Linked DNA regions of Homo sapiens: region 2 is linked to region 1. A link is a loop called in an ENCODE intact Hi-C map of the cell type or tissue named here. Cell type or tissue: ovary. All regions are shown on one strand. Each heading gives the region's core, and the rest is flanking DNA. Links, peaks and the distances in the headings are about the cores only. Region 1 overlaps SIPA1L3 (signal induced proliferation associated 1 like 3). Region 2 overlaps SIPA1L3 (signal induced proliferation associated 1 like 3).

Region 1 (5,366 bases), core at 131-5,130:
GTCAGGGCAGGCCGGTGCCCTTTTTGGGAGGCACCAGGCGGGGAGGAGTTGGCGGAGCAGGTCTGGCTGTGAGCCAGCACCAGGCAACCCGGCCCTTGTCCAGGGACCTCTGCTGCCTTCTCTCTGGGGTCAGGAACCTCAGAGGAGGGGGCTCTGGGGACTGCATAGGACGCAGGCACTCGGAGGTGCCGGTGTGGATGGGTGGGGGTGAGAGAAGAGGGTTCTTATCGCGTCTCCTGTGATCAGCCTCTGGCCCCCTGGAGGAGGAAACCTCAGCGCTGCCCCTGCCCCCACCCTCACCCCCAACACCAAGAGTGAGGTGGGCGTGCCCCAGGCAGCGTCCTCAGCCCTGGCCAGCTACTGTGATGCCATCTTCTCCCCCATCCCCTTCTCTGGGGGGCCCACCCGTCCCCCACCCCCACCCCTTAGACCCTCATCGGGTCCCTTTTTTTTTTTTTTTTTCAGTTGTCTCCTCCCATCTTCAGATCATTCGAATCATTTTGGGGACTTAATCATGTACATGGACAAGTGTAAATTATGATTTTTGGTTTTGTTTTCTGTTATTTTTTAAGGATTTCTGCAAAAACAGATCTATTTAATTTGAGGTTGATGTTCTATCCAATGGCCGAAGATAGCAGCAGGTTTTTTTTTTCATATGTTGATTTGTTTCATTTGGATTTTTTTTTTATTATTCTTTATTGTCTTTTTTTTTTCCCCATCCCTGTCTTGAGATTTTCTGGCATGTTTCTGGAGGTTTCAAAGGAAATAAAGGTTTCATAGAAATGGCTTGTGTGTTCACTTTTGGGGCAGCTGCCTGGAGTTGCTGACCAGAGGGTGTGGTCCAGCATCGGCCCCTCCTCCTGCTCCTGTCCCCAAATCCCCCACACCATGACCACCACACACATGTCCTAAGAACCAGGGGCACCTGCCTTGCTAACTTCTTTTCCTTGGAATCCAAAGGACAGAAATCCAACACTCAGAATGTGAAATGTCCTTAAGTTCAAAAGAGTGAGATTCTGCCTCAGAGGTCATATACTGGAGGCCTGAAGGCCAGCCCCAGCCCAGAGGGTTGTGTTGGGTCTTAGAAATAGTGGCCAACTTTTAATCTGGACATTCAGCCAGGTGCAGTGGCTCATGCCTGTAATCCCAGCACTTTTTGAGAGGCTGAGGCAGGAGGATTGCTTGAGCCTAGGAATTCAAAACCAGCCTGGACAACATAGCAAGATCCTACCTCTAAAAAAACCTTTTTTTTTTTTTTTTTAACTTTTTTTCGAAACAGAAACTCTGTCACCCAGGCTGGAGTGCAGTGGTGCAATCTCAGCTCACTGCAACCTCCACGTCCTAGGTTCAAGTGATTCTCCTGCCTTAGCTTCCCGAGTAGCTGGAATTACGGGGACCCGGCTAATTTTTGTGTTTTTGTAGAGACGAGATTTCACCATGTTGGCCAGGCTGGTCTCGAACTCCTGACCTCAACTGATCTGCCCACCTCGGCCTCCCAAAGTGCTGCATTACAAGTGTGAGCCACCGCGCCCAGCTTAACTTTTTTTTTTAATGGATATTGCACATGAGGAAGGCCAGGTTTCCAGCTTGGTTGATCTGTCCTTTGCTGCAAGACTCACAAGGGGCCCCTGCCTCCTTTGGCCCTGGCCACATGGCTGCATTTGGGACACTCTTCCCCCTTCTGTCTGTAGAGGTGGGAGCAGACCCCTGCTGCCACTTGCCAAGTGAATGCTTTGGGGGTAGAAAGCAGCCCCTGATCGCCCCAGATCTGCATCTGGCCTGGTGAACATTTGCATTTTGGGAACCGGGATCAAACTGGTTTCTGAATCAGGAAATTCCTCCTGAAAATCCCGAAGTCCAGCCCCTTGAGGGAAGCCTAGCCTCCTGACGGGGCTGGCCAGGTGGGGTCTTTCTGCCTCCCTTACCCATGTACCTGTCGTGGAGTTTCACATCTCTGAGCTAAAACCCAGTGCTTCTCTGACTCAGACCCTGCCCCCTCCAAAAAATGTCTTTTTCCAAAAGGCGTGGGGCTGGCATCCGGAGGAGCAGGACCAGCCATTCCCACATCTCCTAAAAATTCTGGAGTTCTAGACACCCTCCCTGTCTCCGCCCTCCTCCTCCTCGAGGCCCCGTCCTCAACCCGCACTGCCCTCCCCCCGCCACCGGGCGAAGGGGGCGGGAAGCCTGGGAACAGGCTGTTCTCACATCCTCTCCTGGCGCCGGAGCCACGCCAGCTGCTTCCAGCACCCCACAACTCGCGCGCACGCCAGCCCCTGGTCGCGCCCAAACTGTGCTTTGAGGCCCGGCCCTTCCCTTCGTGTCCCAGTTTCCAGCTTCCTCTGCCCGTCTCGGACATCCCTGTCTCTCCTCCCCAATCTTTCTGGGTCCCTCATACCTCCGGCTCTCTCTGCAGATTGTTCTGCTGTTCCCCTAAAGTCTGTCTCCTTCTCTCCCCTGCCGCCCGCGTCTCTCCCCATCTCTGCCTGTTGTCCTGGGACTTTGCCTGCCCCTGATCCCAAGTCTCTCTCTCTCCACCCGCAATGTGGCTCCCTCTCACTCTTCCCTCTCCTGATAGATGTTACCTCCTTCTCTGCCTCCCCTCTTGGAGGACCTCTCCCTAAATCTGCTGCTGCTCTTCCCCAATCACCGTCCTCCTTCTCCTCCTCCCGTCTCTCCCAGCATGTCAGCTATTTTTTATTAGTTATTCCCTCTCTGCCGTTAAACCTCCTTCTCACCCCTGCTCCCTTCCTCTCTCCTGGTCCTTCCTCCTGTCTCTCTCCCTTCTGCACCCTCTTGCTCTTTTTTCTGATTCTCTCAATAACTGTGTGACTGTCCTCGTCTCTTTCTCTCTCCTGATCTGTGTCCTAGTTCCCTCACTCCTCACTCCCGCCCCCCACCCGTCGCCCACATCTCAGTCTCTCTCCCAGTGCCCGTGTCTAGATACCCTCCTGCCCTCCCTTAGCGCCTCTCTTTCCACCTTATCGCCACCGCTGATTTGCCCCACATCCAGGACACGGAGCCCCCTGGAGATGTCTGGGTCTGGGATGACACCTCCTGACACCCCCGTTCCCCACCCCAGCCTCAGGAGGGGCCAACCCACCGTCCTCTTCCCAGCCCTTCCCTTCCCCCGGCCCGGCTCCCGCCTCCCTCCCGGCTGCGCCCGCTGCAGCTGCAGCAGCCCGTTGCCAGGGCAACCACAGCTGGCTGGGCGGGAGCCCCTCCACCCCATCCCCCTTCTCCTCCTTTCTGGCAAAGCAGGGCGGAGCTGGGACAAAGCCGGGGAGAGGCAGGGTGCAGGCAGGGGAAGAAGGAGGTGGATGGAGGTAGGGGCTGGCTGGTCGCCTCACCCCCAACAAGGCCCGTCGACCCCCGGTCCTCCTTCTTGGTGATGCCCCAAACCAGACGGGAGAACGAGGCAGTCGTGGGCAGAGGGGTCAGGCCCAGTTTAATACACAGAACAAGTTAATTCACAGCAGAGGCAGGCAATAGAGGAGACTCGGTGACAAGTGAGGGGGCACTCCTGGATTAGGGGACATCCCCCCAAAACCCACCACCTCCCCCACCTGCAGTCTCAGTTTCCCTTTTTTAAAACCCGAACAACAAACACACACAACCACAAGAAACAACCACGCCCCCTCACTCCCCCAAAATGGCCAGCGAGGGGGGCGGGGGCCGCCAGGCCTGGCGGGGCGGGAGGAGGGAGAGAAAAGGAGTCCGTGGCGGAGTCTGTGCTTCTCATTCCAGCAGGCGCTGGGCGGGGGCCCACCCGGCCCCACCACCGCCACCCACCAGCCACGGCAGGCACGGGGCGGGCACAGGCTGGGGCGGTCGGGGAGGGGCAGGAACAGAGTTCAAAACCAAGGTTCACATCATGCAGTATCCACCGTGGGCACCAGGAGGGGCGGGTGGACACCACGCCCACCGCCCTGGGCACAAGAGGGGAAGGCGCCCACCTTGGGTGGGGCGCGGGACGGCTGCAGCTCCAGAAATTGGGGTTGGGGCGCCCGGCGGGGGGCCGGCAGAGGCGGGTGCCCGGTGGACACTCTCAGCAGCGCCCCTCCACCCAGCCAGGCCTTGGAGGACTCTTTGTATATATTAACTTCTTTTCTTTTCTTCTTTTTTTTTTTTTTAACTTTTTGTCTTTTTCTTTAGAAAAAGGCTCTGTCCATGCCCCTGGCTGGCACCCACCACCCCCCATGCCCGCCCAGAGGCGGGGTATGGCTTTGAGGGGAGAAGCCCCTGGTGTCCATTTGCCAAGGGACAGAGAGGGAGGGAGGGAGGGAGAGGCCCTGGCCGGGCCCACCCACCCACAGGGCAGACATTCCACTTGCACAGAGGGGAGGGGGTGGCCCAGCCCCCTCTCGGCTTCCCCCTCTCCCCCTCCCCCTGCGGGATGTTCAGGGTGGGGGAGAATTGAGGAGCTCGGAGAGGCAGGTAGGCGAGCACCACCCCAGAGTCGCGGCGAGCCGAGCCGGCCTAGGTGAGGGTGATGTAAGCAGAAGCCTTTTCCTTCAGGTGCCGGAGACAGAGGTGACAGCTCCAGCTCCCTGCGGGGGCAGCCGAAGCTGAAGTCAGGCCCGGGTCCGGGAGGGCTGCCCCAGCCCCTTCCCACCCCGAGGACACACAGTCTTCCACAACCAGGAGATGGCGTTCCCACCCACCCGCCCCATGGGATGCCCACCTCTCCTCTCACCTTCCGGGGGCTCCGCCATGGGGGGACTCAGGCAGTACATGTGGTAACCCCGATCGCAGTCATCACAAAACAGCAGCTGGTCCTGGGGGGTGAGACCCGCCCAGCTGGCACCCTGGGGGCACGGGCACCAGAAACGGGGGTGGGGGGCTGGGGCAGGGGCTAGGTCAAGGGGGCTGGGGGAGGTGAGGCCTTCCGAGAAAGGTTCTGAGAAGGTCTTTGCAGCAGGAAATGTGTGCGCAACACTGCTTAGCCAAACACATATCCCTCAGGACAGTCCCTTTGCGATTTATAGTGGGGGTTTTATAAGGCTCTGTGGAAGGCTTATTATTATTATTATTTTATATTTTTAGAGACAGGGTCCTACCCTGTTGCCCAGGCTGGAAGTGCGGTGGTGCAGTCACAGCTCACTGCAGCCTCACACTCCTTGGGGCTCAAGTGATTCTCCTGCCTCAGTCTCCTGAGCTGGGACTACAGGTGTGCGCCACCATGCACGACTTTTTTTTTTTTTTTTTTTTTTTTGAGACGGGAGTCTCACTATGTTGCCCAGGCTGGTCTGGTCTAGAACTCCTGGGCTCAAAATTCCTCAGCCTCCCAAAGTGCTGGGATTACACAGGTGGGCCACCGCTCCCGGTCTGTGGGAAGTTTAAATGACACCAAGATGATCTGATAGCAG
Region 2 (5,366 bases), core at 117-5,116, 300 kb before region 1:
AAGTGATCCTCCCACCTCAGACTCCCTAGTAGCTGGGGCTACAGGTGTGCACCACCACACCCAGCTAATTTTTAAATTTTTGTAGAGATAGGGTCTCACACTATGTTGCCTAGACTGGTCTCGAAGTCCTGGCCTCAAATGATCCTCCCGCCTCAGCCTACATGTGTTCTTTCAAACCCAGAGAAATTCACAGGAAGAGCCAACTCAATCACTTGAAACACCAGGTAGAAATAAGAAAAAGTTATATTGCAGGGATCCCGCTTGGAGATGTTGGGGGCCTAAGGTGAGGGATCCAGCTGCCGCTGAAAGAAGGGAGGAGATTTGCCCAGGAAGACAGGAGCCAGTAAAGTGCCCTGACCACAGTGGGTGGTGGGGGTGAGGGGCTGGTGGTGGAGCATCAGTGGGAAATATCACTCCTCATATTTGCGAGAAGTGTGCCATGGTTGGAAGGTGGCTTAGGTGGCGGGCAGACCAAGTTCAAATCACAGTATAGCCACTAACTTGTAAGATGTGCACTGAGCTTTTTTCTTCATTGGCAAAATGGGTATGATAGTAGTCTTTACCTCGGGGGTCGCTGGAGACTGAATGAAATGTCTGCAAGACTTTCAGCACATTAGGCTGTCATTAGCCCTGTGCAGTTAGCTACTATTCTTATTTTATTGAGTTGACAGATGTGTTGAGACCCTGCTGTGAGCCAGGGTCCTATCCTAGGCACTGAGGATTCAGCAGTCAACAAGACAGACAAGATCCTTGCTGTCCTAGGGTTTACATTCTAGCCATTCTAGCCCGGGAAGACACACAATAAACAGGATCATTTCACTTTGTGTTTTTGAGATGGAGTCTCGCTGTCACCCAGGCTGGCACAATCTCAGCTCACTGCAACCACTGCCTCCCAAGTTCAAGCCCATCTCCTGCCTCAGGCTCCTGAGTAACTGGGATTACAGGCATGCGCCACTATGCCCTGCTGATTTTTGTATTTTTAGTAGAGGAGGGGTTTTGCCATGTTAGCCAGGCTGGTCTTGAACTCCTGACCTCAGGTGATCTGCCTACCTTGGCCTTGTACAGTGCTGGGATTACAGGCGTGAGCCACTGTGCCCAGCCTTTTCTTTCTTTTTTTTTTTTTTAATTAAAAAAAATCCTGGCTGGGCACAGCGGCTCACGCCTGTGATCACAGCACTTTGGGAGGCTGAGGCGGGCAGATCACGAGGTCAGGAGATCGAGACCATCCTGGCTAACAAGGTGAAACCCCGTCTCTACTAAAAATACAAAAATTAGCCAGGTGTGGTGACAGGCGCCTGTAGTCCCAGTTACTCGGGAGGCTGAGGCAGGAGAATCACGTGAACCTAGGAGGCAGGAGGAGGCGGAGTTTACAGTGAGCCTAGATTGCACCACTGCACTCCAGCCTGGGCGGCAGAGTGAGAGGCCGTCTCAAAAAAAAAAAAAAAAAAAAAATCCTGATCCTGCCTCTTCAGATAGTTTTAACTGTGATGGAGAAAATTTAACAGGGTAAGTGGAGAGCAAATGGCTGATGGGGCAAGATGGCGGTGGTTACCTTAGCTTTGATGGTCAGGGAAGGCCTCCCAGGCCTCTTTGAGGAGTCATGTGAACTGATACCTTAATGAGCAGTGGCACTGGCTATGCCGAAAGTTGAAGAAAGAACATTCCAGGTAGAGGGAACAGCAAGTGTTAAGGCCCGGAGGTGGGAGTGAGTTTGCTACAAAGAGTATCAGTTTGACTGGAGAAGAGTTAATTCCTAGTTTTCAAGTTGATACTACTTTAATTTTTTTTTTTTTTGTGGCAGGGTCTGCTCTGTCGCCCAGGCTGGAGTGCAGTGGCATGATCTCAGCTCATTGCAACCTCTGCTTCCTGGGCTCAAGTGATCCTCCTGCCTCAGCCTCCCAAGGAGCTGGGATTACAGGAATGTGCCACCACACCTGGCTAATTTTTTTTTGGTACTTTTAATAGAGGAGACAGGTTACACCATGTTGGCCAGGGTGGTCTCAAACGCCTGACCTCAGGTGATCTGCCTGCTTCAGCCTCCCAAAGTGCTGGGATTACAGGTGTGAGCCACTGCAGCCGGCCACATTTTTTCTATTTTTTGTAGAGACCTGTTTTGCCCAGGCTGATCTTGAACTTCTGGGCTCAGGTGATCCTCCACCCTCAGTCTTCCAAAGTGCTAAGATTACAGGCACGAGCCACCATACCTGGCCTACTTTTTTATAAAATAATAATAATGATAGCAGCTTACCTGGTGCTTACTCTGTGCTAGATGCTTTTCTAAGCATTTCACACATTCCTCAGTTAATCCTGACAGTAGTCCAGTGAAGTAATTAACTTGATCAAACTCATTTTACAGATGAGGAAACTGATTCCACCCTCCATGCTCTTCACCTGCATTCTAAACTCTTCCAGGGCCCTCCTTACCAGGCAGAGGCAAATTGAGGAAGTGGACACAGCATTTCCTTTCCTTGTTGTTTGACATGCAAAGCACTTTAGACTATATTTAGTACCTAATTGATGTGGCAGCAGGGGCCGCCTGGGATGTTGTGGCATCATTTTTGCTCTCAATGAGACACGATAGGGATGGTTTGGTGGTGGTTTCAAAACTAAAGACCCTCCAGCAGAGCCTGTCAAGTAAAACAAGGTTGACTGCTTGGTTGCCATACCAGGCACAGGTTAGCATGAAACAAAGTGTAGTGTCCAAGGAGAGGGAGCAGGGTGTCTCCTTTGGGTGAGCTTTGCAAGGGGACTTGGGACTTGGCTGGAAAAGGTGTTTTTTTTTGTTTGTTTGTTTTTGTTTTTTTTGAGTCAGAGGCTCGCTCTGTTGCCCACGCTGGAGTGCAGTGGTGTGATCTGGGCTCACTGCAACCTCCGCTTCCTGGGTTCAAGCGATTCTCCTGCCTCAGCCTCCTGAGTACCTGGAGTTACAGGCGCCCACCGCCACTCCCAGCTAATTTTTGTATTTTTAGTAGAGATGGGGTTTCACCATCTTGGCCAGGCTGGTCTCCAACTCCTCACCTCAAGTGATCCGACGGCCTCAGCCTCCCAAAGTGTTGAGATTACAGATGTGAGCCATGCACCCAGCTGGAAATGGTGTTTTAAGCACACTAGCCATGTGGGCTGTTAAAGTATCATACTATAGCCCATCAACTAAGACAATGATTCTTGGACCTGTAAGGGCCCCAGGTCCCTGCTCCGGCATCATGACCTGTGTGCACTTTGATTTGCTGTAGCGTGGGCGTATTTTGAATGAAGGGTAGCCCTGGTTAGATGTGAGGACAGTAGTGGGTGCTTTTAAGACTAAAAATATTGGGTGGGCATGGTGGCTCAGGCTTGTAATCCCAGCACTTTGGGAGGCCGAGGTGGGAGGATTACTTCAGACCAGAAGTTCAAGACCAGTCTGGGCAACATAGACCCCAACTCTGCAAAAAAAAAAAAAGTTTTTGTTTTTGAGACAGTTCTCACTCTGTTGCCCAGGCTGGAGTATAGTGGTATGATCACAGCTCACTGCAACCTCTGCCTCCTGGGTTCAAATGACTGTCCTGCCTTAGCCTCCACAGTAGCTGGGATTACAGGCGCCCACCACCACACCCGGCTAATTTTTATATTTTTAGTAGAGATGGGGTTTTACCATGTTGGCCAGGCTGGTCTCAAACTCCTGACCTCAGGTGGTCTTCCCGCCTCAGCCTCCCAAAGTGCTGGGATTACAGACGTGAGCCACCGCATCTGACCTCATCTCTGCAAAAAATTTTTAAATTAGCCAGGCTTGGTGATGTGCACCTATAATCCCAGCTACTCAGGAGGCTGAGGTGAGAGGATCACTTGAGCCCAGGCACTACCACACCTTGAGCCCAGGAGATCAAGGATACAGTGAGCTATGATCACACCACTCTGTGTCTAAAAAAAAAAAAAAAAAAAAAAGACTGAAAGTATGGAGAGCATCTTTCATCTGTCCATCTGTGAAACATTTCTTCACCTACCCTGTGTGTCAGGGTCCATGCTTGACACTGACAGTATAAAGTTGAATAAGACACTGGTTCTCAAAAGCCCACAACAGTGCTGTCTGTTAGAAATATAACGTGGGGCCGAGCGCGGTGACTCATGCCTGTAATCCCAGCACTTTGGGAGGCTGACGCGGGTGGATCACTTGAGTTCAGGAGTTCGAGACCAGCCTAGCCAACATGGTGAAATCCCATCTCTACTTAAAATACAAAAATTAGCTGAGTCTGGTGGCATGTGCCTGTAATCCCAACTACTCGGGAGACGGAGGCAGAGAATCACTTGAACCCTGGAGGTGACAGTTGCAGTGAGCCAAGATTGCACCACTGCACTCCAGCCTGGGCAACAGAGTGAGACTCCTTCTCAAAAAAAAAAAAATGTGGGTCACTGATGAGGCTCATATAGGTAATTAAAAATTTTCTAGTAGCCATATTTTGAAAAGTAAAAGGAAGCAGGAAAGTAATTTTAATGATATATTTTATTTCATCTAAAACATCATTTCAACATGTAATCAATATAGAAATTATTAGTGAGCTATTTTACTTCCTTTTTTCCACATTAAGCGTTTGACATACAATATGTATTTTACACTTTCAGCGTATCTCAGTTGGTACCAGCCATGTTTCAAGTGCTCGGTGGCTACATGTGGCTAATGGCTACCACATCGGACAGCACTGGCCGAGGGTATGAGATTCACGTGTAAATCAAAGGTGGTAGTTCAGTGATAGATCTGACATGCCACTCCTGTTTTATCTTGGCGGAGAAGGGCAGATGTATGATGAAAAGCAGGTTTATCACAAGCAGTTATAGCTAACCAAAGAGCTACTGTCCATCAAACTTGCTGTATGTGCCTGGCACTGTGCTTAGTGTTGGTGGGTGTTGCCTGTGTTCGGAGGTGCCAGGGACTACAGTTATTCCCATTTCACAGATGAGGAAGCTGAGATAAGGCAATGAGAGGTCACTTGCTCAAAGTTGGGAAGTGGCAGAGGCAGCATTTGAGCTCAGGTGCAGAGTGTATACTTTTAAACCTGTTTTATATGCTGTATTGGAGGGTGTTTAAGGGGGATAGGGTCTGAGTTTTGAGCAATGAAAACCATAGGAGGGACTTGTTGCACAAAATCGATTCTGAGGCCGGTCGTAGAAGATCATACCTGTAATCCTAACATTTTGGGAGGCCCAGGCAGGAGGATTGCTTAAGCCCAGGAGTTTGAGACCAGCCTGGACAACAAAGCAAGACTCCACCTCTACAAAAATTTAAAAAATTAGCTGGGTATGGTGGCTTGTGCCTGTGGTCCCAGCTACATGGGTGGCTGAGGTGGGAGGATTGCTTTAGGCCAGGAGGTCAAGGCTGCAGTGAGCCGTGATTG

What was found. Peaks named below come from ENCODE experiments on the same cell type or tissue, not always from the same donor. Only the 100,000 strongest peaks of a DNase experiment are listed, where the experiment ranks them.
Region 2: a loop joins it to region 1, with 2.8 times the contacts of the local background. A loop is called at or near these places in 44 of 110 quality-filtered maps.

Annotation. Positions count from the first base shown.
Region 1 is chr19:38,207,587-38,212,952 of GRCh38, forward strand. SIPA1L3 (signal induced proliferation associated 1 like 3) reads left to right here. Exons shown (of 22, transcript NM_015073.3): 22 at 1-783. DPF1 (double PHD fingers 1) reads right to left here. Exons shown (of 12, transcript NM_001135155.3): 11 at 4,694-4,775; 12 at 3,420-4,547. The coding sequence ends at 4,477. Among named protein-coding and RNA genes, the nearest start is that of DPF1, 14 kb to the right of the region's middle. RefSeq lists an enhancer at 2,027-3,010. In ovary, for the core only: a CTCF peak has its summit at 2,131; DNase peaks (open chromatin) are centred at 2,215 and 3,243; H3K4me3 peaks cover 777 bases; H3K27ac peaks cover 945 bases.
Region 2 is chr19:37,912,595-37,917,960 of GRCh38, forward strand. All of the region lies in intron 1 of SIPA1L3 (signal induced proliferation associated 1 like 3), which reads left to right. Among named protein-coding and RNA genes, the nearest start is that of SIPA1L3, 8.1 kb to the left of the region's middle. RefSeq lists enhancers at 2,295-3,160, 3,161-4,026. In ovary, for the core only: no CTCF peak of the experiment used is centred there; no DNase peak of the experiment used is centred there.